Linked DNA regions of Mus musculus: region 2 is linked to region 1. The links are chromatin loops, found by intact Hi-C in ENCODE. Cell type or tissue: heart. All regions are shown on one strand. Links, peaks and the distances in the headings refer to the core of each region. The heading gives the core; the rest is flanking DNA.

The links. Hi-C counts contacts between places; a loop is a spot of excess contacts. Peaks named below come from ENCODE experiments on the same cell type or tissue, not always from the same donor. Only the 100,000 strongest peaks of a DNase experiment are listed, where the experiment ranks them.
Region 2: it touches region 1 in a loop (5-fold over the local background); 9 of 42 quality-filtered maps call a loop at or near these places.

Annotation. Positions count from the first base shown.
Region 1 is chr11:4,252,266-4,268,146 of GRCm38, reverse strand. It overlaps Lif (leukemia inhibitory factor), which reads right to left and starts at 10,579. Exons shown (of 4, transcript NM_008501.2): 1 at 10,459-10,579; 2 at 1,530-1,650. The coding sequence starts at 1,548. In heart, for the core only: CTCF peaks have their summits at 6,030, 6,863 (motif pointing right) and 9,234; DNase peaks (open chromatin) are centred at 5,936, 6,836, 7,446, 9,276 and 1 weaker place; H3K4me3 peaks cover 366 bases; H3K27ac peaks cover 1,915 bases; H3K27me3 peaks cover 517 bases.
Region 2 is chr11:4,317,155-4,333,035 of GRCm38, reverse strand. It overlaps Gm24803 (a small nuclear RNA gene), which reads left to right and starts at 8,781; the gene lies at 8,781-8,887. In heart, for the core only: CTCF peaks have their summits at 5,285 and 6,519 (motif pointing right); no DNase peak of the experiment used is centred there; H3K27me3 peaks cover 1,026 bases.

The DNA of each region.
Region 1 (15,881 bases), core at 4,916-12,915:
GCCTGGCTGAGGGTCACGGCACGGGGGTTGGGGGGGCACCTCAGCGAGGCCCTTCCTGCCCCCTCCCACCCTCCATCAGCCTTTAGTCTCCTGCTCTACTGAGGTTCCCTGGCTCTCTGGCTTTCTCTTTCCCTGCTCCCAGGCCTCAGTTTCCCCATCTATGCCACTGGATTAAGAGGCAAGGTATCAAGGTGGGAGCCATTTGTACCAACTGAAAGCTAGGTCTGGGGGGCGGGGGCACTCAACCATCTAGCCTCATCCCTCCTGGTACCCTAGATGGATGGTATTAGGTCCAGCAGAGGGGAAGAGAAATAAACCGTCCTCCCCTTTCCAGGACCGGCCAGATTCTTAACTTGGTTGGTGTCCATTGGCCCACTGGAGCCTAGAACTCTGAGCTGAACCCCTTGCAGGCCGTGCAGGCTGGGAGCTGGGGTTTCTGTAGACCATCTCTTAAAACTGCCACTAGACTCTGGCTTCCTAAAACGATTGCCTTTAATCCCATCTTCCTCAATGAGGCCCTATAGAGAACTTTCCACCTGTTTGTTCTGCAGGTGCCCACTCTCCAACCAAATCATCTTTCACCCCTGCTTGCTACAGCCCCCCCCCCGCCCAAAAAAATCCACATACTTTGGAATGAGAGGAAGTGGTGCAACCAGGAAAGAGGCCGGGGTGGGGAAAGGTCGCAGGCGGACACGCAAGAGGAAAGCGAAAGGTGTCAGGAGAGCCGGGAGCTGTCCGGGCCTGTCGAGGATCACCCCTCCCCCGGGGCGCCTGCCCGTCCTTCACTTTTAGCTTCACCGGCCCCCTCACCCCAGCTCCAGCCTTTCCAACACCAGGCTAAAGACACCAGAAGGTGATAGAGGCTGAAGTCATCTCTTAAGGGAGGCTGGAGACCTCCCACCTGAACTCCCCATACTGGGACTAAAAAGACCCTAGAACCTTAAGTTTACTCCCCTGGAGTCTTCTATTGATCTCAGCATCCCCAAACACTGTTAGGGCCCCGGAATAGCTGCGGGGGTACCCATACCTGCATCTCATCTCGCGCCAATCACAGCTTTCCAGGGACTAGCAGACGGAAGCCGCACCTGCGCCGGTCCTGGCCGGAGTTTGCAAGCTGCTCAGCCGCCTGCGCCCCTCCCAGGGAGCAGCCCGGGACGCAGTTGGAAAAGAGAAAGCGGAAAGAAAGAAAAAGAAAGAGGGAGGGTAAATCTAGGCGACAGCGGAGAAGTAAGAGCAGCACAGGAGAGCAGTGGGGCGAGGAGAGAAGGCGGTGGAGCAAGGCTACGCCGGCCAGGTCCCTCACCGCCAACCTGCTGGCCCCGGCGGGCTGGGCGCGCGGTGCCCGGACCATGTGCGGCGCTCGCTCCCGGCCGCCACCCAGCGCCTCCGGCGGGCCCGGACTGCGCGGGCGCCCCAAGTGTCCGAGTGGCGCGGCGGGCGGGTGTCCCGCGGGTGCTCGCCCAGCGCCCCAGGCTGCCGGCGCGCCCGCAGCCGGGACTCTTAAATCGGCGCCCGGCGCATGGATTTACCTGCGGCCAAGACCTTCATTATGGGCTGGACTCCAGAGGGCCTTGGAGGAGACCTTAGATGCAGGCCGTTTTCAGAAGTTCATGCTCAAATGGGGAATTTGCCTGATTTATATACTGGAGCCTGTGTTGTAAGACAGAGAGAAACAGCTATATTTAGCCGGGATCCCCAGTCCAGGAAGTTGTTTGAGGTGCATCATAGGAAATTATGAATGGAAGAAAGTGAGAGTGAAGGGGGAGGGGGGAAGAGTGAGGGGGGAGGGTGGGGAGGGCAGACTTTTTCCTTCTTCTAAGAATTTGATTGATAAAATTATAATGAAGTCTTCAACAACAACAAAAAACCGCCCTGTGGTTTTCCTAAGTGGTTTGCTCTGGGCGTTTTTTGCAGATGGGTCTGGTGGGGAAAGGGTCTCAGGGGGATTCAGAGGGGTCCTCAGCCTGTGCCCCCCTTCAGACGTTCCAGTTTCAACTGGGTTTGGGAGGGTGGCAACAGACTGGAGGTTACCTTTGTGTCCCCTGGTGGTGGTGGGGCTTTGCGGGGCAGCAAAAGGAGTCAGGCTGGGGTTCCACTGAGAAGCAGTTTCTCAGAAGGGGGGCCGGGGCCCTTTTGAACTTTAGACAGCCATAAAGTGAAGCAGAATGTGGACGCTGGGAGTCACCTTAGGGGTGGCCTTTCTCCAGCCTGTCCATTGCCAATGGGTAAAGAGAAGACACAAAGGGGCTTGCTGCCAGTGTGCCAGAGGGTCTTGCCCACCCCCAGCCATCAGCATGCCCCCTCTATGGAGGACTGGTAAGAGTATGAGGTTGTATCGTCTATCTGGGAACTATCTGGGCAAGAACTCAGCCTTACTACGTTGAAGGGACCCCTAAAGCAATGATCAGGGAGGCTGGGCAAAATGGGGCTCCTGCTTCCTCTGGGTGCCTAGGAATGGCTGACACTCTTTGGAAGCCCCTAGTGCTTGGCCTCAGAGTACAAAGGTGACTCCTAACAGGTGCTTCTTACAGGTCTACGGCAGGATCCCGAGGCAGGTCCTTGCTGGTAGGTTAGAGACTCTCTGAGGGACAGTGGGGAAGAAGACAGGCTGAAATAAGACCAGGGTCTCCCCACTAACTATGAAGCAGTACAGAGAAGCATTCGGCGAGAGAGCACTGACCAAACACACCTACCTAGGGCCATGCTATCCCGAGCCATTGGGTCCTTCTAGACCTGGAGGTGTCATTGCGCTGGGGGACCCTATCCCAACCTTTCCATCTGACCTAACCCCAGATCCAAGTGGGACAATTAGGGTTACCAAAGCGTTGCCTGGCTTCTCCAGCCCCTTCGCTCACCCCCATGTCCCTAGCTCCTGCCCTGAGCCATATTCAGGATCTACTCAGGTGTTCTTATCCTAGCAGGGTGCCTTGTGTCTGTTCTCCTTGCCCCGCCCCCACACATACACCCCGCCCCCTCCAGATTCTTGTTTCTTGTGGTCTTTTGGCAGAGCCTCGAATAGTGGAGTGATGAAGCCACCAGGTTGGCACCCTTTCTTTCTCCCTGCATCCTGACACACCTTGTCTCTTCATTGGTGACCCTGTCTGGGGTTCACCATTCCTGTACACATAGGTTAGCATGTGACTCCACACCCCACACATCCCAGCGCCACCGCACCAGAACTACTCAGAGCACACCAGGTCTGAATCGGCCCTCATCCACCATCACGTCTTCCGAACAGCTGCTGTCTGACTCTGCCTGGTGTCCTTACATGGGCCCCAATTCTATCAGCCCAGAAAGCCATCATGGTCCTCTCTATCCACCTCCTGCCCCCAAGGCTAAACACCTCATTGCGTGTTCCAGTCACGGAGGACCTCATCCCTAACGGCCCCACTCCTGTGCCTGGCTCTCCTCTACATCCCTCCAGAGCACTTCCAGGCCTTGCACTGCTCTCTGGATCACTAGACCCCCACATGGGTCCACTCAACAGTCATTTCATCTCGGCTCCACCCTGCAGGAAACAGGAGGTGGGAACAGGTTCCAGAAGACACTGATAAGAGGACCTTTTGAGTTCAGTGAACTAGTTGACTCATTTGTGCCTCAGTTTCCCCTCTCACAGTACCTGACTTAGTCCATGCTCCCCCAGTGCTCTGGGCCCCTTGGTGCACCAGGCCCTGCCTCCTGCTCCAGTCCATGTCTGAGCACCACCTGTGACAGGCCTCTGAGGAGGCACCAGGAAAGGTCTCCAAGCAGAGCTGAGCCTCTGTCTTCAAGCCGCCTGCAACGTGGCTGGCGTGAGCTGGGGGTTTGCATCCGTCCCTCCCTCTCTGTGCCGCTGTATGTGTGTTTCCCTCTGCTCCCTCACAGAAGACATCCTCCCTTCTTGGCTGCCTGTTCCCAGGGTTGTGACCCTGGGCCCCGCCCTGGAGTGGCAGCCCCAGCCCAGCCTCTTCCAGCTGTGACTTCATCTGCAGCCTGTCCAGCTCCTGCACACTGGGCCTGCTAGGGGTTTGACAGGCTTCAGGATGAGGGGGACAGCCCGTTTCCACCCAGGGAATCCCTCAGCAGGGATAGGGGCTGCCATGCCAGGCCCAGGTGCAGTATCCAGTGCTTCTCTCCAGGAAGTGAGATTGTAGACTGGTCTGGAAACCTAAGCTAGCCTGGGCCTTCCCAAAGCCCTTGAGAGTCCTCTCTTCTGTCCACTTTGACACATAGGGCCAGTCAGCCTTGCCTTTCCCATTAGCTTTCACTCAACAGTCACAACTCTCTCCCAGGACCTCATAGCCACTTGCTTTTCACTTATGGAGGTTAAGGGGGTGGCAGGTAAAGATCTATACACAAAGAGTTAACGGCAGAGCTTCTGGCTTGCAAGATCCAGTGACCCCTCTAGGAGGCAATGGCTTTCAGAAGGAAGAACCCCTCAGCCCCCTGCAGCCTGACCCATTCACTCAGCCTTGGTGTTCATTCTTGTTTCAAGTAGGCACAGATTGCTTGGGCTCTGGGGGCTTGGAAAGGGGTCTGTTCCAGACAGTGATGGTCAGGAGGGACCACTCTGCAGATCCCGTCTATTTTTAAGCATTTTACACCTTGAAAGTGGTCTGGGCAAAGGTAGGAGGAGCTCTGGTGGTTTGAAGCATGTGTGGACTTTGACCTCATTTAGAAGCAGGCTGGAGATTTGGCTCAGTGAGGTACATGCTCTGTGGCTTTTGGGAAGTGGACCCTTCACACACACACACACACACACACACACACACACACACACACACACACACACACACAGGGCAGACACCCCCAATCAGGGCTTGAGATGAAGAAAGCTGCTGGTTGGACCTTACCAGCCAGGAGCTGATTCACCCCCAGACCCCATCTGAAAAGCTCAGCTCAAAGGAATTTGAATCACCAGCTTCCCCCTGCAGAGCCCCCGGGGGTAGGGGGTGGGGGGAAACGCGGGGGTGGGGGCTAGCCCCTTGCCTGCTTGCTGGGCTGTCTCTTTCCTGGGCCCTGGGGCTCTCAGACTCAGGAGAGAGGACAGCAGAGCAGTGACTGCTTGCAAGGTTTGGGGAGGTGGCCTGCCAGCCAGGCATCCTGTGTGGGCAGTGGTTACTCAGCAGGTAAGGAAGCAGCTCTCTGGGCACTGGGAATTCCCCAAGACCAATGACCCAGATGCTGAGCTGCTCCACAGGCAGGCCAGCCCCCCCCCCCCCCCCCCCCCCCCCGTTCTCCCTGCGTCCTCCCCTGAACGATCTCAGTTCTTCAAAACACAGAGCCTCAGCTGGGCTTTGGCGATCTCACCTGAAATTGCTGAAAGGTGAGCACAAAACTGTGCTCTGAGAGGAAACTGGGGGCTGGAGGATGCTTCTCAAGGCCCTAGCTGGTGACAGGTGTCAAAGGAAATAGGAGAAACCTGAGACTGTCCCTGGCATGGACTAGGCAGTCGATAACGTGCCCCAAAAGGCAGAGGCGGCTCCATTGTCAGCCTTGAGAAATGAGGGTGTCCTTAGAGTTGCAGCCCTGACTCTGAGGCACTGTGGCGCTGATACCCTTAAGTTAATACTTAAGGGTTGTTACTTGTGGAACACTGGATGAACTGGGTAGCCGAACACTGCCTGTGTGGCCCTGGTTGATGGCTCCTCTCTAAGCCTCAGTTTCCCCTCTGAAAACAATTCAGGGTAGATGCTCAGTCAACTCTGGCCAACGGGGAATAGGGAGTTTGGACCAGGCCTGGAGAGACTCAGCATACTTTGCTGGTTAGGGCTGGCCTGGCTTCTGAGTCTCTCAGTCCTTGGGGGTGGACATGGACCCTGGTAGTGGTCAGCCTTGGAGAATATCAGCAAGCCGTCCTGTGTCAGTCCTGTCTCAGACCGAGCACTGCCATGGAATCTGCAGCTTCTTACCCTCCCCCCACCAGATCTCTGGCAGGCACCAATGGCACCCGCTCAGAGCCAAAGAAGAGCCTCAAGTAGTCTGGCCAACAGCCAACAGCCCCAGCATCACCCCGACACTTCCTGACTAGTTCTGCGTCAGGAATCAAGCCCCTAGAGGTGAATCAGAGTGTCTGCATCCCCTCCCCCTCTTCAGTTCTAGAAACAGCAAAGGAAATAGCAGCCCACAGAGCTGACCCTCAGTAGGGCCAGAGGCCAGGGTGTGGCATGGTAGGTGGCCAGTCCCACCCTAACACTACCCTCCGGTCCTTTTTCTGTAAGTTAGGTTGCTCTCCCCCAGGTCAGGAGTTTGTGTACATGTTGAATAAGCATTCATACTTTGGCCCTATTCTCCTGAATGTCCAGGTCACAGAGATGGAGAACAATGCTCTCACGCCGGCCTCTAGCACCTCACGAGTCACAGGTACAAGTTACAAGGAGCTAGTAGCACCTTCAAAGAAAAATGGGATGACAAAATACATCAACATTGCCAGGGCGAGCATGGCCCCCTGAAGCACTCTTCCCAGTTGTCCACAGATAGCCACAGGAACGAAGGCCTGGCCCACACGGTCTATGTGACTTGCCCAAGGCCTGTCAGCAGTCAGCAGCACAGGGTGCCTGACTTCAACTGTGGCTTCCACTAAAGCCAGCTCAGGAATGGGCCAGAGGTGCATTATGGGCCCAGGTATGGGCAGGCCAGAGGCATGGTGTGGGGGTGGAAGCCTGGCATCAGGCCTAGCAGTGACGAAGTCCCTTGCAGAGCCCGGCTTCTCCAGAACCACTTCCTCCCCCAGCCTTAGACCCTCAGGGCTCCCTGCCTTGCCTAGGTGAGGCTGGGGACAGTCACAACTACGGAGCCTTTGCTCATAGGCATCAGGGGCCCTTCATACACACCACAGGAGGAAGTGGCTGGGCTCCTTCAGGGTGGCCTAGGCCAGGGGCCCAGCTGCGTCCAGAAGAGGGCGCTCTACAGAATCCCTGAGAATGAGGAGCTTCCCGGAGCCTGTGTCTGTGTCTCAGGGAGCTTTTGTGCTTGTGCGGTGTCAGTGTTGAGTCTGCGTTCATCAGTGTCTGGCCCTGGTGTGTGTGTGTGTGTGTGTGTGTGTGTGTGTGTGTGTGTGTGTGTGTGTATGCACTTGATTAGAGTGTTTGTGTGTGCACGAGGCTAAAACAGAGCTGGGCTTTGCAAGTCCTCCCCTCACCCCAAGTGTGTGAGCATGCATGCATACACACATGAATGCATGTGTGTGTCCATGCCTGTGTGAGCCTGTGTGGGTCTGGGTGGTAGCCAGGCATGACCCTGTGCATGAATATGCATGTGTCCTTGTGTCTCTGCCTTTCGATGTCTGGCCCCCGTCCCTGGGAACCTTAGGGCAGCCTCGTGTCATGGGGGCCACCAGCAACTGGTTCCCTCCCCGCCCTGCCCCTCCCACCCCGGCCACCCTGGATTTTTGGCTCAGGGACAACGCTGATGTCAGAGCTCGAGCTGTCAGCTTCCTTTCCCCACTGGGTTTTCCAAAAGAGAGCGAGAGACTGTAGCACGGCTGCTATTAAATAATCACGGGTGTGTAAGGTGGGGGTGGGGCACCCGTTGGTTTCCTGAACTTGGAGGCAATAAACAGAACAGGAAGCAACAGTGGGCAGACACACAGGAAGTTGGAAGCTGGCCACAGAGGTAGGGCCTGGCCTCATCTCTGTCCCCCCTTCTAGTTAAACTCACAAGGGCCACTTAACCGGACTAAGAGGTGACACTGGGGAGGTGGCCCGAGCCCTGACTACAAACCTCAGTGCCAGGAAGACTTGAAAAAAGGTCCCCCCACCCGCCAAGGATGTTAGGAAGGGGAGACATGAGGGAGATGAGAGAGAAGAATGAAGGGTTCCATAGTGAGGTGAGGGTGGGAGAAAGACTCGTCAGAGTGAAGTGTCTACTTCCTGGGAAAGAAAAGAATAAGCTTTCGGCTGTGGGGACAGAAGCAGGTGGAGCTGCCCGGACAGTGGGCCATAGCCAGGACTGGCTATCCTGTCAGGAAGCACAGGGTCAATCAACTCTTGTCTCATACTAGTCCCAAAACCTGGGGTCTCTGCAAATCTCGAAGACCCTTCCAGGGCTCAAGATTGGCATGCCAGTCTCAGGGACACCCCCCCCCCAATCCACTCCAGAAAATCATACAGAGTGCTCAGAAGACCCCCTAAGGCCTCCAGCCCACTCCCATTTCTCCTTTGTCACACTTGGAAACTGAAGCTCAGGAGTTGAATTGTCCAGGGTCACCGAAGATGCAAAACCCCGCGTTCCCACCCTAGCCCGCCCTCTCTGAAGTAAGGCCAGGGACATCTAACGGGTAGTTGGGACAGCTAGGAGATGCTCAGGGCAGCAAGATCTGTCAGGAGCTCTGGGGCCAGTCATCCCAGGGGAGCAACCCTCGCTGCCTAAGTGCTCCAGGTAGCCAGTGCTTATCAGCCACAGGGCTCCGTGACAAAATCCACTCTGATCTCCTGCCCAGCTAACCTCACCCCACCTGACCCCTGGATCCTGCTTCTGTTCCCTGCCTTTCCAGGTGAGACCTGTGCCCAACCCTCATGTCACCCCTCAGCTGTGGCATCTCCTCTGCGAAGACTTGGACCTGCAGGCTGAGAGGGAAGACTATCTTAGAGGGAAGATGGTTCTCTGTAACAGTCATCTTAGCACCCCCCACCACCACACAGAGTCCTTGCCTGTCTTTCCAAGCAGGGTGCGACTCTGTTAGCTGGAACAGAGGGGCCGTGGACCCTGGAGTCTGTCAGACCTTAGACTCAGATTTAGTTGTCATTTACAAGGTGCGCCACCTCAGGCAGGTGGCGTCATCATTTAAACCTCAGCTACGACGTGTGCAAAATTGATAACAGGATCGTCAATCTTAAGTTGGCAAAGCCACAAGATACACCTTTATTATAGACATCTTTATCTGGTACAGCTGCAAAGGTGAGACCCAGAGAAAGCATGCCACTTTGCCAAAGCCACACAACAAGTCAGTGGGCCATCCTTGATAATATATGCCCTGGTGCTTGTCCTGGGTTCCAAGACTTCCAAACTAGTTTGCTTGTGAAGATTCCAGAGAGGACTCGCTCCCTGAGATCCTACTGCCTTGATTAGATCCAGTCATTGACGCCGGGGGTGTGGATGGGCTCCCTCTATAACCTTGAAACCTGAACTTAGGGTTCTTTGCCCTGTAAACGCTTAGCAGCTCCAAGCCCTGGTCAGCAGCGCCACCTGCTGCCCAGAATCAGCAAGTACAGTCGGCTCGCCAGCTCGCCTGTTCAGTCCGTACCAGTAGGTGGGTGGGGCTGGATAACTGGATTTGAGGAAGTGAGTGGGTGTCTGGGGTGCAGGATGGGGGTGGGCAGAGGCCATTCACCAACACAAGGGAAGAAGGCTCCTCTTGGGGGCTTCCAGAGCTTTGTCCTAATATCTGCAAGGTGTAGCCCAAAAGACTGGCCACAAGGAGGTGCCAGAACCACATTCAGTGGTCAATGGGGCACAGCCTTGCCATGGCTCTGGGGGAGGGGGCAGTGGCCTTTTCCTGGTCCTGCTACCTGCTCCCACCTTGTCCTGACAGTTCTTCCAGGTGGGGATCAGACTGTCAACTTCGCAGGGGGCCACGGTGACCCAGAGAAGGAAAATGAACTGCCCAAATTCACACAGCAAGAGGCAAGAATCAAAGCAAACTAAACCACTTGGTTGTACAGACTAGTCCCAGGCTCCCCTTACTGTCCTGTCCCGGCATGGCATGACATGGACAGGATCCTGGGAACAATGTCCCCTCCTTTTGTCAGCCCCCTAGCAGGTTTGGAGGAACACTGACAAATTAGAGGTAAGAGCCTCTTGGAATTTTGGATGCCAAGCACCCAACGCAGGGGGCTCTTGCACAGACTTGGTTTTTGTTTTTCTCTCTTTGTCACTGTCCTGGAGCTCGGATGCGGGGGGGACGAAGACCGGCCAAGCTCCGATCTGGCCCAAGGTCAAAGGCAGAGGAGTAATGACCTTGGCTGATCAAGTTCCCCAGAGCACCCATGATGGTCCCCGTGGACTGCTGCAGCCCATTTTGAATGGACAGGGACGGCCCTCCACTGCTCCATCTACCGGAGGGTAAATGAGGCCTCTGCAAGCTCAGAACTCTAGAAAAAGAAAAGGGATTTGAGTCCCCTGGGGATGCAGAAATCATGACTGCCTTTAGAATCAGGCTGACCCTACCACGATGGCACAATGCAAGCCTGGAATCCATGTGCTCTCTCCACTGCCCTTTACCCATCCTGTGAACTTTAACCCACGGGACACTTCCACAGCTGGTCTCTCCAGCTTTGCTTGGCCATCCTCCAAGAGAGACTTCCAAGCCTGACTTACAATGCATCCATTACAGACAGGGAGAGCGAATGCTGGAGGGTTGTGTGGGCCAGCAGGTGCCCCTGATCCACAGGGGAGCAACTGATGGACCATCTACCCTCCTGGGGATAAGTGTGGGGTGCAGCAGTGCCCCTCCGCCCTGCCCCCTCAAGGGAATCCTACCGTGGTCTCGCAGCCCTCCACAGTCTGCACAGTTGTCCAGTCTTCAGGGTGACACCATCGTTGTTGGGCCCCTCTGCTTCCCTCTCCTCCTGAGGCTCCTCTGGCGTTGGCTCCTCACCCTGCCCCCCACCTGACTTCCGTCTGAAGTTGGTGGCCTGAGGCTCCCCCCACTTCCACCCCACCCCCAAGCTGAGGACCAGAGAGGTAGAGCACCCACACCACAGATGGAGCCTGACACGGTGGTGGGAAAGGTGTTGTTAGAAGGAGAAGCAGGGCTGGGTGTGGGGAGGGGGCGTCCCTGTACTTGATGCCCCTGGGCTGCGTGGCAAAGCCACTATGGCCTGAGTCACAGCTGACTGGGCCGCGCCTAGCCTGTCTGGGTGACCCAAGCCAGCATAAGGCAATGACTGGGCAGCTCTCCTCATGACCAGCTGGGGTCAACCTTAGGTGTTTTGACTCAGACCTGCCACAGGCTGTGTGCACAGCTACCATCCTCTGTCTCTGTCCCAAGAGCCACAGGCCTATAGCTGCCCCTGTCCCAGCCCCCACCTCATAACCCGGGGAGCTACCTGGCCCTTCTGATCTGCAATCAGCCCCAGGCTTCAGGGCCCCACCTGCTGTGGGACCTTCGTCCCTCCCTGGACAAGCCCTGCCCTTGGGAATACTCCGGGAAGCAAGGAACTTTGTTGCCTGTGCTGCTGAGGGCCTCTTGATTCTCTGTGGACTGTGACCTTTTTCTTGGTGCTACAAGGAGTTCTGTAGACTGCCTGGGCAGGCTTGCCATGGACGGCCAGAAGATGGTTGGGGACAGGGACTAAGAGAGGAGAGATACAGAAAAGAAAAAAGAAAAAAAAGCAATCAAGAAGGGATTAAGGAAGGGACTGAGAGAAGGAGAGAGGGAGGAAGGGAGGAAGGGAGGGAGGGAGGGAAGGGAAAGGGGGGAGGAGAGTAAAGTATAAAGAGAGGGAGAGAAGGAGGGACTGTTGACAGTTTTCAAACCTGCCTAGAGCAATATTAGTCCTACACTTTTCCCAGGAAACCCTGTTTTAGGGAAGTGGGCTCCAACAACACACAGTGCAGAGGCAAAACTGAGGCTTGGCCTATGAGTAAGATAAGGGCAGAGGTCACAATCTTTTCACCTGTAAGGTCTTCGTCTCTCACTGAAGAGAAAAATAATCACGCTAAAGTTGGGATGAAGGGGTGGAGTGCAGAAATGTCTTGGTGAACAGTACTCCCCTTTAACCTCTGTAGGGCCCAGGACACCAGGACCAGGTGAAACACTGCACACATAAAGTCATTTTAAAACTGGGGCTGGGCGGTGGCGCACACCTTTAATCCCAGCACTCAGGAAGCAGAGGCAGGTAGGTGGATCTCTGTGTTCAAGGCCAGCCTGGTCTACAGAGTGAGTTCCAGGACAGCCAGAGGAGAAACTCTGTCTCAGAAAACAGTAATAACAACAACAACAACCTGGGACAGCGGTTAGCAGATGGCTCTGTGGGTAAAGTGCTTGATATGCAAGCCTAACCCCCTGAGCTTGAATCTCTACATGGCAGCAGCCTCTGACCCCCAGGACTGGGAGGCAGAGACTGAGAGATCTCAGATGCATGCTGGCCAAGCAGCCTGGGCAAATGTCAGTGTCTAGATTCAATGAGATACTGTGTCCAGAAAAATAAGGTGGATGCGGCTGGGGAGATGGCGCAGTGGTTAAGATATTTGCTGCTCCTGTAGAGGATCCAGGTTCAGTCCCAGTACCCACAAGCTGACTTACAGTTCCAAAGGATGCCACATCCTCTTCCAACCTTTGGGGGCATCAGTTGCACAGATAGACACGCAGAGAAAACACAATATGCATAAGATAAATACATCTAAAGAAGAAATGATGAGTTGGAGGGACTGGAGAGAGGGCTCGGTGGTTGAAGTACGGGAGCACTTTGACAGACGATTCAAATTTGTTTCCCAAAATTTATGTCAGGTGACTCACAACTGCCTGTGACCCCCGCTCCAGAGGCCTCTACAGGCACCCATACTCACACGCACATATACACATAATTTTAAAATAAACATAAAATCATTTTTTAAATGCAGGGTTTAATTTAATGCAGGGTTTAAATGCACTGCTGTCCTGGAACTCGCTCTGTAGACCAGGCTGGCCTCAAACTCACAGAGATCCTCCTGCCTCTGCCTCCCAAGTGCTGGGGTTAATGGTGGTACCAAATAAGTCTTTCTTCTTTTTTAAAGGAATTATTATTTAATAAATGTTTGTGAGTACACTGTTGCTATCTTCAGACACACCAGAAGAGAGCATCAGATCCCATTACAAATGGTTGTGAGCCACTATGAGGTTGCTGGGAATTGAACTCAGGACCTCTGAGGAGCAGTCAATGCTCTTAACCACTGAGCCATCTCTCCAGCCCCATAAATCCTTTAAAAAAATTAAAATTAAAAATAAAAATAAATTAAAAAAAAACAAAAACAAAAAAAGCCCTCTGATGTCCACACGTGACCTATTCAGGTAAATACCACATTTATGTGCAGTGCACACACAAGTTTTGTTTTTGTTTTGTTTTTTTTGTTTTTTGTTTTTTTTGGTGTTTTTGAGACAGGGTTTCTCTGTGTAGTCCTGGCTGTCCTGGAACTCACTTTGTAGACCAGGCTGGCCTTTAACTCAGAAATCCACCTGCCTCTGCCTCCCGAGTGCTGGGATTAAAGGCGTGTGCCACCAAGCCCGGCTTTTGTTTTTTTTTTTAATGAGTCTGAGAAAGCCAATGTGGTGGCACACCACTGTCATCTAGGAGGGTTGTAAGTTCAAGACCAGCCTAGACTCTACACTGTGAGATCCCCTATGCAACAAACAGAAGCAAATTACAGAAACCCTGAGGTGTCGCTCTGTGGAAGGGCTCTTGTGTACATGTTCAAGGCCCATGATTCTGTTCCCAGCACCAAAACAAAGTCAGCTGGAACAGTGAAGTCCACAGAGGCCCCAGGAAGCCCCAGGTCCTCGTGTGGCTTCTGTTGTGTCCAGGCTGTGAGTGTCCAGTCTGTGGGCTCCTTGGAGCATAAAGTGCATCTGCCAGACCCTCCTCTGACCATCGGGCCTCTTACCCGAGGGAACGTTAACATTTTTATTCATTTATTTATTTTTAACTTTGTGTATATGGTGCCTGGGTCCCACAGGGGCAACAGATCCCCTACATCTGAAGTTTCAAGCAGTTGTAAGCCACCATTTCAGTCCTAGGATCCAAACCTTAGTCCTCTACAAGAGCAGCCACTGCTGTCAACAGAAGAGCCATCTCTCCAGGCTCAGCTTTTGTGTGATAGATATCAATGACTAGGTCTGTGACTGTCATACACCCCCCCAAACCTCTTAGCACCCCCTCCAAAGAACTCCAGAAACCTCAGCTTCAAACTGGCTGGGGTTCTCTGTATTCCTGGCCTTGGGACTTGCTCCCTGGAGTACAGCGAGTGCTCTGTCCCTTCTCAGGACAGTGGAGAGTACACCAGTGTATTTGTGTAAGCCACCTTATAGGGGCTCATCTTCCACTGGGGCTCAGAAGCAATTGCTTAGAGCCCTGTCTCTGAGACTTGCATGGCGGGTCGTCTTGAATGTCATTACACATGTGCCCAGGACCTGTGCAGACTCTACATATTGCATTCTGGGGGTGCCAGAAACAGGGAAGCCCCACAGCCCTTCCCTTGAGTCCAAGGAGATGGGGGTACCTGAGCTGCAGGAGAGCAAGGGGTAGGGAGTGGGGGAGGGCTCAGAGAGGCAGCTGCAGGGTAGGGGTGTGCTGGGCCTTAGAGGGGCCCAGGCTGCAGGGTAGGAGTGTGCTGGGCCTGAGAGGGAGGCAGGCTGCAGGGTAGGGGTGTGCTGGGCCTTAGAGGGGCCCAGGCTGCAGGGTAGGGGTGTGGGGGGTGTGCTGGGCCTGAGGGGGGGCAGGCTGCAGGGTAGGGGTGTGCTGGGCCTGAGGGGAGGCAGGCTGCAGGGTAGGGGTGTGCTGGGCCGGAGGGGGGGGGCAGGCTGCAGGGTAGGTTGTGCTGGGCCTGAGGGGAGGCAGGCTACAGGGTAGGGGTGTGCTGGGCCTGAGAGGGAGGCAGGCTGCAGGGTAGGGTGTGCTGGGCCTGAGGGGAGGCAGGCTGCAGGGTAGGGGTGTGCTGGGCCTGAGGAGGGCAGGCTGCAGGGTAGGGGTGTGCTGGGCCTGAGAGGGAGGCAGGCTGCAGGGTAGGGTGTGCTGGGCCTGAGGGGAGGCAGGCTGCAGGGTAGGGTGTGCTGAGCCTGAGGGGAGGCAGGCTGCAGGGTAGGGGTGTGCTGGGCCTGAAGGGGGGCAGGCTGCAGGGTAGGAGTGTGCTGGGCCTGAGGGGAGGCAGGCTGCAGGGTAGGGGTGTGCTGGGCCTGAGGGGAGGCAGGCTGCAGGGTAGAGGTGTGCTGAGCCTGAGAGGGAGGCAGGCTGCAGGGTAGGGGTGTGCTGGGCCTGAAGGGGAGGCAGGCTGCAGGGTAGGAGTGTGCTGGGCCTGAGAGGTAGCCCAACTACAGGGCAGGGATTCTGTGGTGGTTTGAATGAGAATGGCCCCCAAGGGCTAATATATTTTCATGCTTAGTCACCCACCAGGGAGTGAAATTGTTTTGAGAAGGATTGGGAGGTGTGGCCTCGTTGGAAGAGACACATCAGTGGGGTTGGGCTTTGAGGTTTCAAAAGCCAATGCCAGATCTAGTCTCTCTCTCTCTCTCTCTCTCTCTCTCTCTCTCTCTCTCTCTCTCATGCCTGTGGATCAGGATATGACGCTCTCAGCTACTGTTCCTGCACCAGTAGACTAACCCTCCCCTCTAAAACTGTAAGCAGGCAACCCCCCCCCCCCCCCAGTTAAATGCTTTCTTTGTAATACTTGCCTTGGTCATGTTGTTTCATCACAGCCATAGAGCAGTGTATTAGTCAGGGTTTTCTAGAGTCACAGAACATATGGGTAGTCTCTATATAGTAAGGGAATTTGTTGATGACTTATAGTCTATAGTCCAACTCCCCAACAATGGTCAGCAGCAGCTGTGAATGGAAGACCAAGGATCGAGCAGTTGCTCAGTCCCGCAAGGCAAGCAGGCAAAGAAGAGAGAGCAAATCTTCCTTCTTCCAGTGTCCTTACGTAGGTCTCCAGCAGAAGGTGTGGCCCAGATTAAAGGTGTGAGCCACCACGCCTGGACCTGGGACTTGCTTTCTCCCAGATGACCTTGAACTCAGAGGTCTCCCTGTCTTAATCTTCTGGGATTCATAGCCACTACACCTCAAGATCTCCATGCTGAGATCCAGGTCAGAAACTTGTATCTCCCAGCCTCCACATTGGGATCACTTCCAGTTCTGGAGTGTAGTTCATTCCAGATTTAGTCAAGTTGACAACGAGGAATAGCCACTACAGTGCAGTGACTAACACGTAAG
Region 2 (15,881 bases), core at 2,627-10,626, 67 kb before region 1:
CCATAGCCTTATTATAATGCAGTCAAATGTCATCCAATAGTCAGTGTTTGGCCTTGGAGTCCCTATACCCTCTCCTGAGAGGCTCTGACCTGATGCCTGCTGCTTCCTGCTATCTCTATGTCCACACATCCTGCTTTCCATTCCTCTGGAATGTCCGAAGGCCACTCCACCAATCCTGCTGTCCCGAAAAGCCACTTAGAACAGCAACCTAGATATTTTCCCTCACAGTTAAATCATTTGACCTACACCTTATTTCTACATGGAAGCCAATCTGCCAAGAGACTGCAAACAAGCACATATTCTAATACCCCAAATCCCTAAGAGTCACTAGTAGCTGAGTAAGCATGAACAAACCATTCATCAGCCTAACAAGAGTTATCTGTGAATGGACAGAAATTAGAAGTAAAATAACTTACATTATTCATATACATCATATAATCACATGATTGCTATATACAGCAAGTAATTTTCTCTCGCCCTCCAAATGTTTTATTATTTTGTGTGTATGAGTGTTCTGCCTGCCTGCATGCATGCATGTATATATGTATGTATGTGCACTATATGCATGCCTGGTACCCACACAACTCAGAAGAGAGTGCAGGAGCCCCTAGAACTGGCCTTGAGGATGACTGTGAACTACTCTGTAGGTGCTGGGGACTGAGTCCAGGGACTGAGTCTACAAGGGCAGAAAGTGCTTTAACACAGAGCCATCTCTCCACATACACAATCTCCCTCCCTCTCTCTCCCTCTCTCTCTCTCAGATTTATTTATTATATATCTAAGTACACTGTAGCTGTCTTCAGACACTCAGAAGAGGCTGTCAGATCTCATTACGGATGGTTGTGAGCCACCATGTGGTTGCTGGGAATTGAACTCAGGACCTCTGGAAGAGCAGTCAGTCCTCGTAACCTCTGAGCCATCTCTCCACACCTCCCCCCTCTTTCTCTCTTTTTTTCATTTTTAAGATTTATTTATATGAGTAGCTGTCTTCAGGCACACCAGAAGAGGGCATCTGATCCCATTACAGATGGTTGTGAGCAAACCATGTGGTTGCTGGGAATTGAACTCAGGACCTCTGGAAGAGCAGTCAGTACTTTTTTCCCCAATATTTTATTAGGTATTTTCTTCATTTACATTTCAAATGCTATCCCGAAAACCCCCCATACCCCCCCCACTCCCCTACCCAATCACTCCCACTTCTTGGCCCTGGTGTTCCCCTGTACTGGGGCATATAAAGTTTGCAAGACCAAGGGGCCTCTCTTCTCAATGATGGCCGACTAGGCCATCTTCTGCTATATATGCAGCTAGAGACATGAGCTCTGGGGGTACTGGTTAGTTCATATTGTTGTTCCACCTATAGGGTTGCAGATCCCGTTAGCTCCTTGGGTACTTTCTCTAGCTCCTCCATTGGGGGTCCTATGTCCCATCCAATAGATGCCTGTGAGCATCCACTTCTGTGTTTGCCAGGCACCAGCATAGTCTCACAAGAGACAGCTATATCAGGGTCCTTTCAGCAAAATCTTGCTGGTGTATGCAATGGTGTCTGCGTTTGGAGGCTGATTATGGGATGGATCCCCAGGTGCGGCAGTCTCTAGATGGTCCATTCTTTCGTCTCAGCTCCAAACGTTGTCTCTGTAACTCCTTCCATGGGTGTTTTGTTCCCAATTCTAAGAAGGGGCAAAGTGCCCACATTTTGGTCTTCGTTCTTCTTGAGTTTCATGTGTTTTGCAGATTGTATCTTGTATCTTGGGTATTCTAAGTTTCTGGGCTAATATCCACTTATCAGTGAGTACATATCATGTGAGTTCTTTTGTGATTGGGTTACCTCACTCAGGATGATACCCTCCAGATCCATCCATTTGCCTAGGACTTTCATAAATTCATTGTTTTTAATAGCTGAGTAGTACTCCACTGTGTAAATGTACCACATTTTCTGTATCCATTCCTCTGTTGAGGGACATCTGGGTTTTTTCCAGCTTCTGGCTATTATAAATAAGGCTGCTATGAACATAGTGGAGCATGTGTCCTTCTTACCAGTTGGAACATCTTCTGGATATATGCCCAGGAGAGGTATTGTGGGATCCTCTGGTAGTGCTATGTCCAATTTTCTGAAGAACTGCCAGACTTATTTCCAGAGTGGTTGTACAAGCTTGCAATCCCACCAACAATGAAGGAGTGTTCCTCTTTCTCCACGTCCTCACCAGCATCTGCTGTCACCTGAATTTTTTATCTTAGCCATTCTGACTGGTGTGAGGTAGAATCTCGGGGTTGTTTTAATCAAGGAGCTCCACATAAAACCAGAGACATTGAAACTTATAGAGGAGAAAGTGGGGAAAAGCCTCAAAGATATGGGCACAGGGGGAAATTTCCTGAATAGAACAGCAATGGCTTGTGCTATAAGATCGAGAATCGACAAATGGGACCTCATAACATTGCAAAGCTTCTGTAAGGCAAAAGACACTGTCAATAAGACAAAAAGGCCATCAACAGATTTGGAAAAGATTTTTTCCAATCCTAAATCAGATAGGGGACTAATATCAAATATATATGAAGAACTCAAGAAGGTCGACTCCAGAAAATCAAATAACCCCATTGAAAAATGGGGCTCAGAGCTAAACAAAGAATTCTCAAGTGAGGAATACCGAATGGCTGAGAAGCACCTGAAAAAATGTTCAACATCCTTAATCACCAGGGAAATGCAAATCAAAACAACCCTGAGATTCCACCTCACACCAGTTAGTACTCTTAACCCCTGAGCCATCTCTCCGGATGGCTTTCTTCCTTTCTTAAAGCAAATTTCAGGATGCTATAACCTTCCACTCAGATTCTTGCCATAGTACATGAACCAGCCTCCACACTTGGGCATCACCACATCTTGCCAGGCCAGGCGAGGGGCTGGATAGGGCCTTTCTAGAGTATAAATGTGCATAGGTCTGTTCTCTGCCTAAAACCTTCAGCAGTTCCCAGGGTCATGGTGCTGACCAGCAGGCTGTATACTCTGTGCCCATCTCTTGGCCAATGCTGTGGCCCTTTCTATCTCCCAAGCTTTGAGAAGACTGCTCCTTTCCTGCCGCATGTTCTCTGCTGGTGGCCTTTCAACTTCTCATCTTCATAGATTTCTCTTGGTCCTTGTTTCCCTCTGGCAGTCTTTCTGACATGGGTCGGGAATGCCCTCCTTTGTGCCCCTCTCTCACTCTCTGTCTTATACCCAGAACAGGGTTCTGGCTGCCTGGCCCCTCCTCCTGCCCTGAACTGTAAGCTCCCTGGGAAGAGTCAGAGAAGAAGGCGTCCTTGCCCTACCTCCCGCCTCAGGGCAAGCGAGGAAGAAGGAGTGAATGGATCCCTGGCACCTTTCCTAGAACATAGACAGTGCTCAATTATTTTTAAAGCATGTTACTCTTGAAAATATTTGCATTTCAAAATCGCCATGCTCTCTGCATTTCAAAACTCAACCATCATTGCTTTGCTCTCTATAAAAGAATGATTGGAATAGTAAGCTTGAACAAGAAATACAGTGTTTTCTAATACAGAAAGGGGAAGGGAACAACGTTAATGTTGTAACGTGATGAGCGCTAGTTCTGTGGCAGATGTATAGGCATCCCAGTTGACTCTTAAAATACTCCTGTGACCAGGATTGGACTCACATTTCAGAGTATATTAATTGTATGTCTAAAATTAAAAGCAACAGCAAGCACCATGGATTAGCTTTAGAGGGGAAACAGAGGCACAGCACCGATGTAAGCATGGAGAGAGGGTGTCTCCTGGAGCCCAAGTGTGGAGTTATGTTTGAGCCTGGACTAGTGCTTTAGAAACCTGAGGTTTCAGGAGGATTTGTTTCTGTTTCTCTCCTACAGACAATTCATTCTTTTTCACTTTTCATTGTCATTACATTGTTATTGATTTATGGGGTGGCACTCATACATGCCATAGCATGTGTGGGAGATCAGAAGATAACTTGTTTCCTTCCACCATGTACGTCCTGAGTTTCAAACTCAGGTAGTCGAGCTTGAGCAAGGTCCTCTGTAAGAATTCTGACCAGTACACTGTTCTAGTTTTCTCTTGTTGCTGTGATAAAGCAGCCTGGGGAATAAAGGACTTATTTGGCTTACACTTCCAGGTCCTAGTCTAGCCCTGAGAGACGCCAGGACAGGAACTTGAAGAATAAACCATAGAACTCTACTTGCTGGCTTGCTTTCTAGCTTGCTGACTTCCTTACACAGGCCAGGACCTCCTGCCTAGGAACCAGCACCACCCACAGTAGACTAGGCTCAGCTATGACAATCAAGACAGCCACAGATTAACCTGATGAGGCCAATCACTTGAAAGGTTTTCTTGTTTTAGGTGGTTCTAGACTCTGTCAGTATCTCAGTTAGGGTTTCTATTGCTGCAAAGACACGCCGTGGGTGACCAGGGCATATTTTCCTTATAAAGGTAAACATTTATTTGAGGCTGGCTTACAGTTCAGAGGTTTAGTCCATTAATCATCATGGTAGGAAGCATGGTGGCATGCAGGCAGACATGGTGCTGGAGGAGCTAAGAGTTCTACATCGGGATCAGCAGCCAGCAGGAAGAAGAGCAAGTGGGCCACACTGGGTGTAACTTGAGCAACTGAGACCTCAAAGTCTGACCCCACAGTCACACACTTCCTCCAATAAGGCCACACTTCCTAATAGTGCCACTTTCGATGGGCCTGGGAAAGGGTGGAGGGGGCATTTTTATTCAAACCACCACAGTAAGTTGACAATGCTAACTAGAACATATACCAAGTCTTTTGAAGAAGGCTACACAGGCACAGACCTTAGAGGAAATGATAGTTGTGTCCAACAGTGTCAGACAGGAGACGTCCACAATGACAGGAGCAGGAATAGGGATTGAACTTGACAGTGACCCAGCCTCGTTATTAAGTGGAGATGAGGGCTGGTGAGATGGCTCAGCAGGTAAGAGCACCCGACTGCTCTTCCAAAGGTCCTTAGTTCAAATCCCAGCAACCACATGGTGGCTCACAACCATCCCTAACAAGATCTGACTCCCTCTTCTGGAGTGTCTGAAGACAGCTACAGTGTACTTACATATAATAAATAAATAAATCTTTAAAAAAAAAAAAGTGGAGATGAGATAGGGACTGTGAGGGGAGTACGTTCTCAGAGACTCCACTTGGAAAAGTTAAGGGATGTGTTTGAGAGCAAAGAAAGACAGACTGGGAAGACGGCTGGTGAGATGTCACAGCAAGCAAAAGCACTTACTACCAAACCTGAGGACCTGCGTTCAGTCCCCAGCACCCACATGGTGGCAGGAGAGAACCAACTACTGCACCTTGTCCTCTAACCTCAACCCATGAACTGTGGCACATGTACACAACACACAACTAAGAGTCTGATGCTAACTTTCACTATCCACAATCTAAAAAATCAATTTTTCAATCAAATAAACATTTTTAAATTAGACATAGCTTTGACATATGACCAAAAATGTGCATGGAGTTTGACCATGCTCCAGTAAGTATGTGGACAATACAAATTGGATGACGACTTTCTTCTTCCTCCTCTTCTTCTTCTTCTTCTTCTTCTTCTTCTTCTTCTTCTTCTTCTTCTTCTTCTTCTTCTTCTTCTTCTTCTTCTTCTTCTTTTCTTCTTCTCCTCCTCCTCCTCTTCTTCCTCCTCCTCTTCTCCTCTCCTCCTCCTCCTCCTCCTCCTCCTCCTCTTCCTCCTCCTCCTTCTTCTTCTTCATTCTCCTTCTTTGGTGTGGGTCACAAGAGTGTGGGGCAGACCTGGGAAGACTCGAAAGTCAGTATGATCATGGTTCATGATGTGAAATTCCCAAATATCAAGAATATTAAGAAATGCCAGGTAGTGGTGGCACACGCCTTTAACCCCGGCACTTGGGAGGCAGAGACAGGCAGATTTCTGAGTTCAAGGCCAGCCTGGTCTACAGAGTGAGTTCTAGGACAGCCAAGGCTATACAGAGAAATCCTGTCTCATAAAATTAAAAAAAATAATAATAATAAAATAAAAATATATGTATATGTATATATATATGATATGGCATCCACAATAGTGTCTGGATTTTTGGGTTGTTTAAGGGTTGAATCCCCAGGTGGTGCAGTCTCTGGATGGCCGTTCCTTCAGTCTCTGCTTTACACTTTGTCTCTGTAACTCCTTCCATGGGTATTTTGTCCTGGAGCACAGGGTCCACAAAGAAGGAGCTAGAGAAAGTACCTAAGGAGCTGAAGAGGTTTGCAGCCCCATAAGTGGAACAGCAATATGAACTAACCAGTACCCCCAGAGCTCCCTAGGACTAAATCATCAACCAAAAAAAAAAAAAAAAACAACAACAAAAAAACAAAAAACACATGGTGGTACTCATGGCTCTAGCTGCATATGTAGCAGAGGATGGCCTAGTCGGTCATCAATGGGAGGAGAGACCCTTTGTTCTGTGAAGGTTCTTTTTTTTTTTTTTAAGATTTATTTATTTATTATATGTAAGTACACTGTAGCTATCCTCAGATACTCCAGAAGAGGGCATCAGATTTCGTTACGGATGTTTGTGAGCCACCATGTGGTTGCTGGGATTTGAACTCGGGACCTTTGGAAGAGCAGTTGGTACTCTTAACCACTGAGCCATCTCGCCAGCCTGTTCTGTGAAGGTTCTATGCCCCAGTATAGGGGACTGCCAGGGCCAGGAAGCAGGGGAGTGGGTGGGTTGGTGAGGGGGAGGATAGGGGATTTTCAGAGGAGAAACTAGGAAAGGGGATAACATTTGAAATAACATTTGAAATGTAAATAAAGAAAATATCTAATTTTTAAAAAAAGAAAAAAAATTAAACTAGAAAGAAAGAAAGAGAGAAAGAGAAAGAAAGAAAGAAAGAAAAAAAGAAAGAAAGAAAGGAAGGAAGGAAGAAAGAAAGAAAGAAAGAAAGAAAGAAAGAAAGAAAGAAAGGAAGGAAGGAAGGAAGGAAGGAAGGAAGGAAGGAAGGAAAGAAAGAAAGAAAGAAAGAAAGAAAGAAAGAAAGAAAGAAAGAAAGAAAGAAAGAAAGAAAGAAAGAGAGAGAAAGAAAGAAAGAAATGTGCTATGAGCTGCTTGGCAGGTAGAACACTCAAGTTCTTTGGAAACCTTTTGCCACAGCTAAAATTAGATAACAATTTATATTAAATCAAAGCAAGAGAATTATCAAACTACGTTTACAAAGAGCAATAATTTTTAAAATTAAAAAATAAGTTTAAAAACTTTGTGATTTACAAATCAATTTAGCTCTATTGAATTTCAAATGAAACTTGAAATTTGATAATTATTCCTTTTTAGTCCCATTAGTTTTAAATCCTGTAGAGGGGCTGGAGATGTGACTCTGCAATTAAGAGAACTGATTGTTCTTCCAGAGGATCCAGGGTCAACTCCCAGTGGCTCACAAAAATCTGTAACTACAGACCTAGGGTATCAGACAATTTTGGCCTCCAAGAACACCAGGCATGTATGTGATGTACAGGCATAGATGCAGACAAAATACCCATACGATAAAACAAACAATTTGTTTTAAGTGAGCCCTGGGGAGCTAGCTTAGCAGTTATGGTCACTCGCTGTTTTTCCTGAGGAAAGAGTTTGATTTCCAGCAGCAGCAGCAGCTCACAAGCATTGTAATGACAGTTCCAGGGACCCTCATCTGGCTCTGAAGGCATTGTACATATGTGGTACATAGACATTCACACAATCAATGCTCTCCTAAACATAACATGTACCTCCCTCTAAAAGTTAGGAGTCCTGTGGTATCTTGGTGGGGGTGAGGAGGAAGGAATGGGCAGGGCTGGTTTGCTTCGTTTGCTTAAGAACAAGGCCAAAGCCCTCACAGTGAAGTTCATTACTCCCTTTTTCTACTCCCCCCACCCCCGAAGCCATTCTTTCTCTGCATAAAAGGCTCATCCTGCTGACAACCTGCCGTCCCTCACTATCAAAGTACAAACGTCACGACCCAAAAAATACAAGTCTGTGTGCATTGGCCGGGCAAACAGGATGGAATACCAATATCCACACACTGCAATACCTCTCACCTTTAACATGGAATAAAAGTCTAATACATACCACAGCACTGATGAAGCTCACATGCATTATGCTTAGATACACCAGCCACAAAACGATAGCAATTGCATTATTCTGCTTCTAAGAATCACCAAGAAGGAGCAAGTTCAAAGAGAGTAGAAATGTGATTGCCAGGAGCAAGGGAGAGGGGAGTGGGAGTTATTGCTTAGTGAACAGAAGTGTCAGTTTTACAGCAAGGAGCACCTGGAAATGCATGGTTGTGATGGCTGTACAGTGTTGTGCTACCACCACTGGACCTGACTAAAATGGTAAGCTATTGTGTGTGTGTGTGTGTGTGTGTGTGTGTGTGTGTGTGTGTGTACTTGTGGGGAAGTGCATGTGTAACACTGCATTGTTCTTTAAACTACTGTTCAGCTCTTTAAAGTCCCTGAGGTTTGATAATGGAGAGATGATTTAAATTATACAGAAAATGTACATAAATATTGTGCTGTTTTGAGAGGGCAGATGTCGGATGGGGGGCCAGGGTGGAGGGGGTAACGGGAGAGTGGGATATCATTTGAGATGTAAACAAATGGAATGATTAATAAAAATAATAATACTAAATATTGTTCTATTTTATAAAAGAGACTTAAGCATGTCAATTTTAGTGCCTGAGGGGGAGTTGTATATATAGTATACATACATATAACTTATATATGTATAATTACAATTAAGAAAAGAACAACTAAGAAAAACTAAAAAAACCAAAATGCGTGCTCGCTTCGGCAGCACATATACTAAAATTGGAACGATACAGAGAAGATTAGCATGGCCCCTGCGCAAGGATGACACGCAAATTCGTGAAGCGTTCCATATTTTTTTGGGCTGGTGAGATGGCTCAGTGGGTAAGAGCACCCGACTGCTCTTCCGAAGGTCAGGAGTTCAAATCCCAGCAACCACATGGTGGCTCACAACCATCCGATCACGAGATCTGACTCCCTCTTCTGGAGTGTCTGAAGACAACTACATAGTGTACTTACATATAATAAATAAATAAATCTTTTAAAAAAAAAAAAAACCAAAATGCACTTGAAGCATATTTCATTTACCATTTTGTAGGCAGGAAGGCCCTGTGTACTCCAGGCTGGCCTCAAACTCTTCTGTTCTCCTACCTCGGCTTCCATAGGCACGGAGTACCTGCCAACAGGCTGCTATAGCAAGGCCGAGGATCTTGGCTCTTGAGAGGCTCAGCCAGAGGCACGAAGAACAGGTGGAAGTGGAGGACGGCAGGTGGAGGCTAGAGGGACATCCTTGGAAACAGCGGAAATGGCTGTGAGCGCACATGGAGTGCCAGCCAGCAAAGCTGTTAAGACTGGGAACAGTCCTTTGGCTGTCCAAAGAGAACGGCTGCAGCACTGCAGTGTCCTCGAAACTGAGGGACTCCTCTGAAGACCGGGGAGTGCTGAGAGGCCACGGAAAAGAGGCTGCCTCCTATCTGTGGGAGAAGCCTGAGAGCAGAGGTGGGGCAGCTGAGACTCCATGCATTGTAAATTCAGAGGGCTGGAGAGTAAACTCAAATTTCACTTTTATTATAAAGAAGAGGACAAGCAGCAGCACAGGTGAGGAGATGTCACTTGGTAGGGTGCCTCTCTAGTGTGCACAAGGTCCCAGGCTCAGTACCCAGCAAAAAAAAAAAAAAAAAACCCACAAACCTCCTGAATGGCTATGAATGAGAGCAAAGGCAAGGAAAAAGAAACCAGGGAGAAAGGCCGGCCGGCCTGCAGCAGAAGTGTGGGGATGCTACTGCCCTGCTCGGATTTGGGGGGTTTTCCTGAGTTCCAGGCAATGGGCAGTTTTCCAACTCAGGGAAGTTACTCAATAAGAAGAAGCCAACTCCAGACAGTGCGTCGGGAAATGTGGAGAGTTAGTGCCTGGGTGGTTTTCATGCTAATCCAGGATTTATTAAAGCTCAGAGAGTGAGCAGCGAAGAGGGCTTTTATAGTGCAAAGTTTCCACAAATACACTCATCAGCATTTTCCCAGAGGAAAGGTTTCTGTCTGAAATTTTCTGAGTGAGGCACCTGGAAGAAGAGGGGGCTTCCTCTTCAAGTCTGGGAGACTCAGGTAATGAGCCTTTCCCACCCACCCCATACAATTTTTATTTGCTTTTGAGAGGAGTTGGACTCAATCTAATAGCTACCTTTTCCTCCCTGGCCCCCAAATGTAATGTAGCATGGCCTCTGTCTCTGCCAGTTACTTAGTGGCCTCTACACTGATAGTTTATATATAAATTAAAGTGTTTTAAATTGACAGAGATAGCTGGGGAAGCCCTGCCTGGAGGGATCACCACCACCACACACACACACACACATACACACACACACGGGCACACACACACATGGGCACACACACACACAGAGGCACACAGGCACACACACACACATGGGCACACACACACACATGGACACGGACACACACACACAGAGGCACACGGGCGCGCACACACACACACACACACACACACACACACACACACACGGGCACACATCACTGCTTTTGAGCTGTCTTCTTGTCATTATTCCCTAAACTACTGCTCAGCTCTTTACATTGCATGAGGTTATGCAGAAGGGTGTATATAAATATTGTGCTGATTTATACAAGAGACTTAAACATGTCAGCTTTAATATCTGAGGGGGAGTTGTGGCTTCATCAATCTCCTGTGGACACCAAATTTGTTGGTTAACTTCGACTGTCTGCTGGATTGACAGATACATAGATACCTCTGACAGATACATACCTCTGGGCGCACCTGCGAAGGGCTGTCCACATATGGGGCACGGGTGTGTGTGTGTGTGTGTGTGTGTGTGTGTGTGTGTGTGTGTGTGTGTGTGAATAGACCATCACATGGATGGAGTGTTCTGGGTCGGGCTGGAATGGAGATGAGGTCTAGGGGGAGGAGCCGGGTGGGTGGAGAGCCACCCTCTGCTGCACTTTGCCTGTCTCCTCCCTGCAAGTTCCTTTCTCTGGCTCCTGTCTGTCACCAGGTAAATTGCTTCCTCTTCCATGTGTTTCCTGTAATGTTCTTGCCAAGGAGGTGAGCCAAGCAGCCATGGATGAAACCCTCAGAATCCATGAGCACAAGAAAAAGAAGATCTTCCCTCAGAACTGTTTTTATCAGCGTCTACCTGTAACTCAAAAGCAGCCATTATTTCAAGAGACAACTGGATAGTTTTTGAAAAATGGCTAGATATTTCTGAAAACATTTTTTTCTCATAGCTCTGGATTTTGGTTTACCCCTTTTGCTGCTAGAACAGTCAGTGTGTAAAATTTAATGTAGTAATGTAGTTTAGATTAAATTATCTGTCCTTACCTCCCTAGTTCCTAGAATGTGATATCAAACATCGTAGTTTCCCTTAGACTAAAAATTAATAGTTCTGAGGTTTGCTTAGGTTTTCATTTTTACTTTTTCACATAACAACGTTTTGTTTTCCAATTTTCAAAAACACATTACAAGATGATAGTACCTGAGTGTGGCCAGATTCTCAGTGTGGCTTGGTTCTTAAGCGAACCTTAGCGGTCAGCTCAATGTGCATTGTTGGGGGAAGCAAAGCCTCAGCGGGGCTCAGTGAGCTGTGCATTTAGCCAGCCCGTAGTAGGCAGCAGCAGCAGCAAGCCCTGAAGGAATTCCATCATGGATAGAAAGAAAGGAGGGTGAGAACAGAGTGGGGGGGGGGGAGAGAAGGATGGGGAGAGGGAGAAGGACAGAGGGAGAGGGAGGGGGAGGGGAAGGGGGAAGAGGGAGAAAGGGAAGGGGGAGGGAGAGGGAGGGAGAGGGGGAGAGAGAAATAGACTGGTGTGGTGGGATTTCCAGAATGACAGAGTTGAGATAAAGATGAAAGATTTGCAGGCACTGGGCTGGCAAGATGGCGAAGCCAGGAAGGCGCATGCCCTGCATGACGACTTGAGTTCAGTCTCTGGAATGCGTGCAAAGGTGGAAGGGATGGGAGGAGAGAGCCAGCTCCACAAGGCTGTCTCTGACCTTTGCCTACACACATGAACAGTAAGAGCAGTAAAAGTAATCAAGGGGCTTTGGTTTGTCTAAGGTTTGTAAAGATTTGCAAAGAGAACCATAATCATTAAGAGGCAAAGCCAGATATAAGATACAATTTGTTAAATGCATGAAACTCAAGAAGAACGAAGACCAAAGTGTGGACACTATGCCCCTTCTTAGAATTGGGAACAAAACACCCATGGAAAGAGTTACAGAGATAAAGTTTGGAGCTGTGACGAAAGGATGGACCATCTAAAGACTGCCATATCCAGGGATCCATCCCATAATCAGCTTCTAAACGCTGATACCATTGCATACACTAGCAAGATTTTGCTGAAAGGACCCAGATATAGCTGTCTCTTGTGAGACAATGCCGGGGCCTAGCAAACACAAAAGTGGATGCTCACAGTCAGCTATTGGATGGATCACAGGGCCCCCAATGGAGGAGCTAGAGAAAGTACCCAAGGAGCTAAAGGGATCTGTAACCCTATAGGTGGAACAACATTATGAACTAACCAGTACCCCAGAGCTCTTAACTCTAGCTGCATATGTATCAAAAGATGGCCTAGTCGGCCATCACTGGAAAGAGAGGCCCACTGGACTTGCAAACTTTATATGCCCCAGTACAGGGGAACGCCAGGGCCAAAAAGTGGAAGTGGGTGGGTAGGGGAGTGGGGGGGGGGGGTATTGGGGACTTTTTGGATAGCATTGGAAATGTAAATGAGGAAAATACCTAATAAAAAAATTAATTCTAAAACAAAAACCAAAAATCAAAAAAAAAGAGGCAAAGCCAGCTGTGGTGGTACACGCCTTTAATCCCAGCTCTCAGAAAGCAGAGGCAGGCAGCCTGGTCTAAAGAGCTAGTTCCAGGATAGCCAGGGCTACACAGAGGAAACCTGGGTCAGGAGAGGTGGTAAGATGGCTCCATGGTTAAGGACACTTGCTGCTCTTGCTGAGGATCTAGCTTCCCGTTTTTAGCACCCCCCACAATGGCTCAAACCATCAGTAATTCCAGTTCCAGGGAATCCAACACCCTCTTGTGACTTTCTGGGGCACCAGGCACACACATAGCACACATACACACATGCAGGCAAAATATTCATATACATAAAATAAATACTAAAGAGTCAAACATTCTGAGTTATCATTTCTTAGCTTTTGCGGTTATTTCTGTTTCACAAGATGAGTCAGGCGGATGCTGGAGTTGGACTATAACTTGGTCTTTTCTAAGTGTGTGTGGGGGTGGGTGCACATGTGGCAGTCAGAGGGCAGCTTGCAGGAGTCGGTTCTCTTCTTGAGGCGAAGCTTCAGGCGGGTAAGCTCGGCAGTAAGTACCATGCATGCTAAAGCCCTCTGGTCCTGGTCTTTCTGCATAGTTTCTGTAATTCTGTGCAGAGGTGAAGTGGATCAGTTCGGGTTCTGATGTGCCTCCTATTTCAGCAGGGCATCTGACTCAGGCGGCCATGTTCCTGGTACAAGTAAATATCCATCCCTGAAGAACCTATGATGGATTGATGGCGGGACAGACACGGGCCCAGCACAATAACGGAACTCTGCTTTGGCCCACTTCTTCTTTCCATATCCACTGCTGTTTGCCAGTGACATAAGGAAACACACACAGCATACACACATGCATCAGACTTTCAGACCGTACAAAATGAGAAGGGATAAATGAATTGTTTGTTGACATATCAAAAGAAGACCTGCCTTCCTTTCAGTTTGAACTATCGCCTTCCTGTAACTGACCAAAAGGTTCACGAGGGGGGTGAGGTGAGAGCGTGCATAAGGGTGCATATTTTTTTCCAGCCATCCAGAAAGTAAGTGTGTGGGTGTACTGGGTATGTGTGTACTTTAAGCTAGTCATAAAATATGGGGTTGCTCCTGTGACTACATATTGTTAGGTCTAAAACGGCCCCCCAAAATGGCAGTGTTGATGACAATGCCCTAAAGAGAAGGACATTGGCTGGGCAAAGAACTTATTGGGCAAACAAAAGCCTAGAGATGGGTCTCTTTTTGCCAGAAACCTCCCTAAATCTGCCCCTCAAACGTCAGCTACCTCAGGCAAGAGTACCTGTTCCCGGTCATTCAGCACAGCTCGTCTCAGTAAACAGCCCCTGAACTGCCCAAGACAGCTTGGTAATCTGATCCCCAATACATTTTTCTGCCCATGCAGTGGTCTAGTTAATTGTTTCACTATGCCCTTTCTTAATTTGGAACCCAAACCTGGGTCCCCCCTTTTTGAACAGTCCTTTTCCTCCTAACTAAAGCAAAGTGCTGATTTGGCCTTCCTGTATGTGGATTACTCACCTCTACTCTGGCTTCTACCTCTCACCATGTTCAACTCCAAATCTTACAGTCCATCTCCTTAGCCATTCCCCTCCCACTGGTAGAGTGGCCACCTACTCTTCTCCCCATCTTGTCTCTTCCTGGCTCCTCAGGCAAGAGTCCTCTGAGAGCTGCCTGCTCTGTCTCTGCTTTTTGTTGGCTTGCGGAACCTCTCTCTCTCTCTCTCTCTCTCTCTCTCTCTCTCTCTCTCTCTCTCTCTCTCTCTCTCTCTCTGGAATTTGCTACCAAGGTCCTGTTGGTGTGTTAGGCAGCTTTTCTAGACAGCTTGCAGGTGTCCTCAAACTGAGACTCTGCCCCTCGACACTTATTCCTTACAGCGTTGTACTTCCTCTGTGCTGTTGATGGAACTCTCCCTCTGGCAGGGCTCTTATTTATGACTCCTTCTCTAAGTGCCCCGGAACTCCTCCTTGTTCTGCCACCCATCTAAGGACATCTCTTTCCTGCCTGCTCTGTCTCTTGCCAACTCTTAGAGCTTCCTCTGTCTTTCTCATGCCTACTGGAGCCTGAACTAGCACAGGCTCTCATTAGACTTGAGGACTCCTCTCCCCTGCCTTCTCTAATCTCTTTCCCTCCTTGGATTTTCCTCCTCAGAGATTCTGTTATGCCACACTGTCTTACTCCAAGAAGCTTGAACTCAGTGCAAACTAGATCAGTCTCAGTGGCCAGAAACTGACAGACTCATATTCAAATTCTCACAGATCTTGACTTCTGTCACCATACTGCACTTTGAATTCCTTTATCTCTTTTTTCTGTACTCTTCGTTCTTGAAAAATCTCTTATTTCTAAGCATTCTTTGCTCTGTGCCTGCCATCATCCCTCCTTTGATCACCAGCTCGGGCTTATAGATGATCAAATGTCTCTTAAGTATTGGATATTGTCACACGCTCTGGAGATGAAATCTGGCCTGCTTACTACAGACCCAAGTGTCTTTAAAAGTTCTTTAAAGCCTCTGTCCTGGGGGTCAAGCTGTCCACCTGTCTCTGTCGAGGGGGAAGATCTGGGAGGGTGAACATGAGGGAAGAGGGGACAGATGGACAGACGAAACAGAGCAGCGCAGAGAAAGGACACTGTGTGCTTGAGAAGAACTAAGAGTGAGTTGTTTGCAGTAGAGCTTCCTAGTGACTAATGTAATCAGGAATCTGGCTCTCTGACCACCCACCCGTCTTTCCTTGATTCTGTTTACTCTCATTGAAGCTTTTGCTAAAATGTAAACTCTTTTTATCTGAGGATTTGTAAGATCACTGGGGTGTGGTTTTTAAAATTCTGTAAAACTCCAAGCAGAGTAAAAAGTTAGATTAAAGCTTGTAACAAAAAAATGATTGATAGCTACATATCGATGCATAGGTAATCTTAATTTGCCTACAGTGTGTCATATATGTAAATTAGATTCAACTCTTGTTTTAAAATGTAGCAGAGTTTGGGTTTGTTTTCCTTAGATTAAGGAAACAGCAGGCCTCTAAATTTTGGACACGGATGGA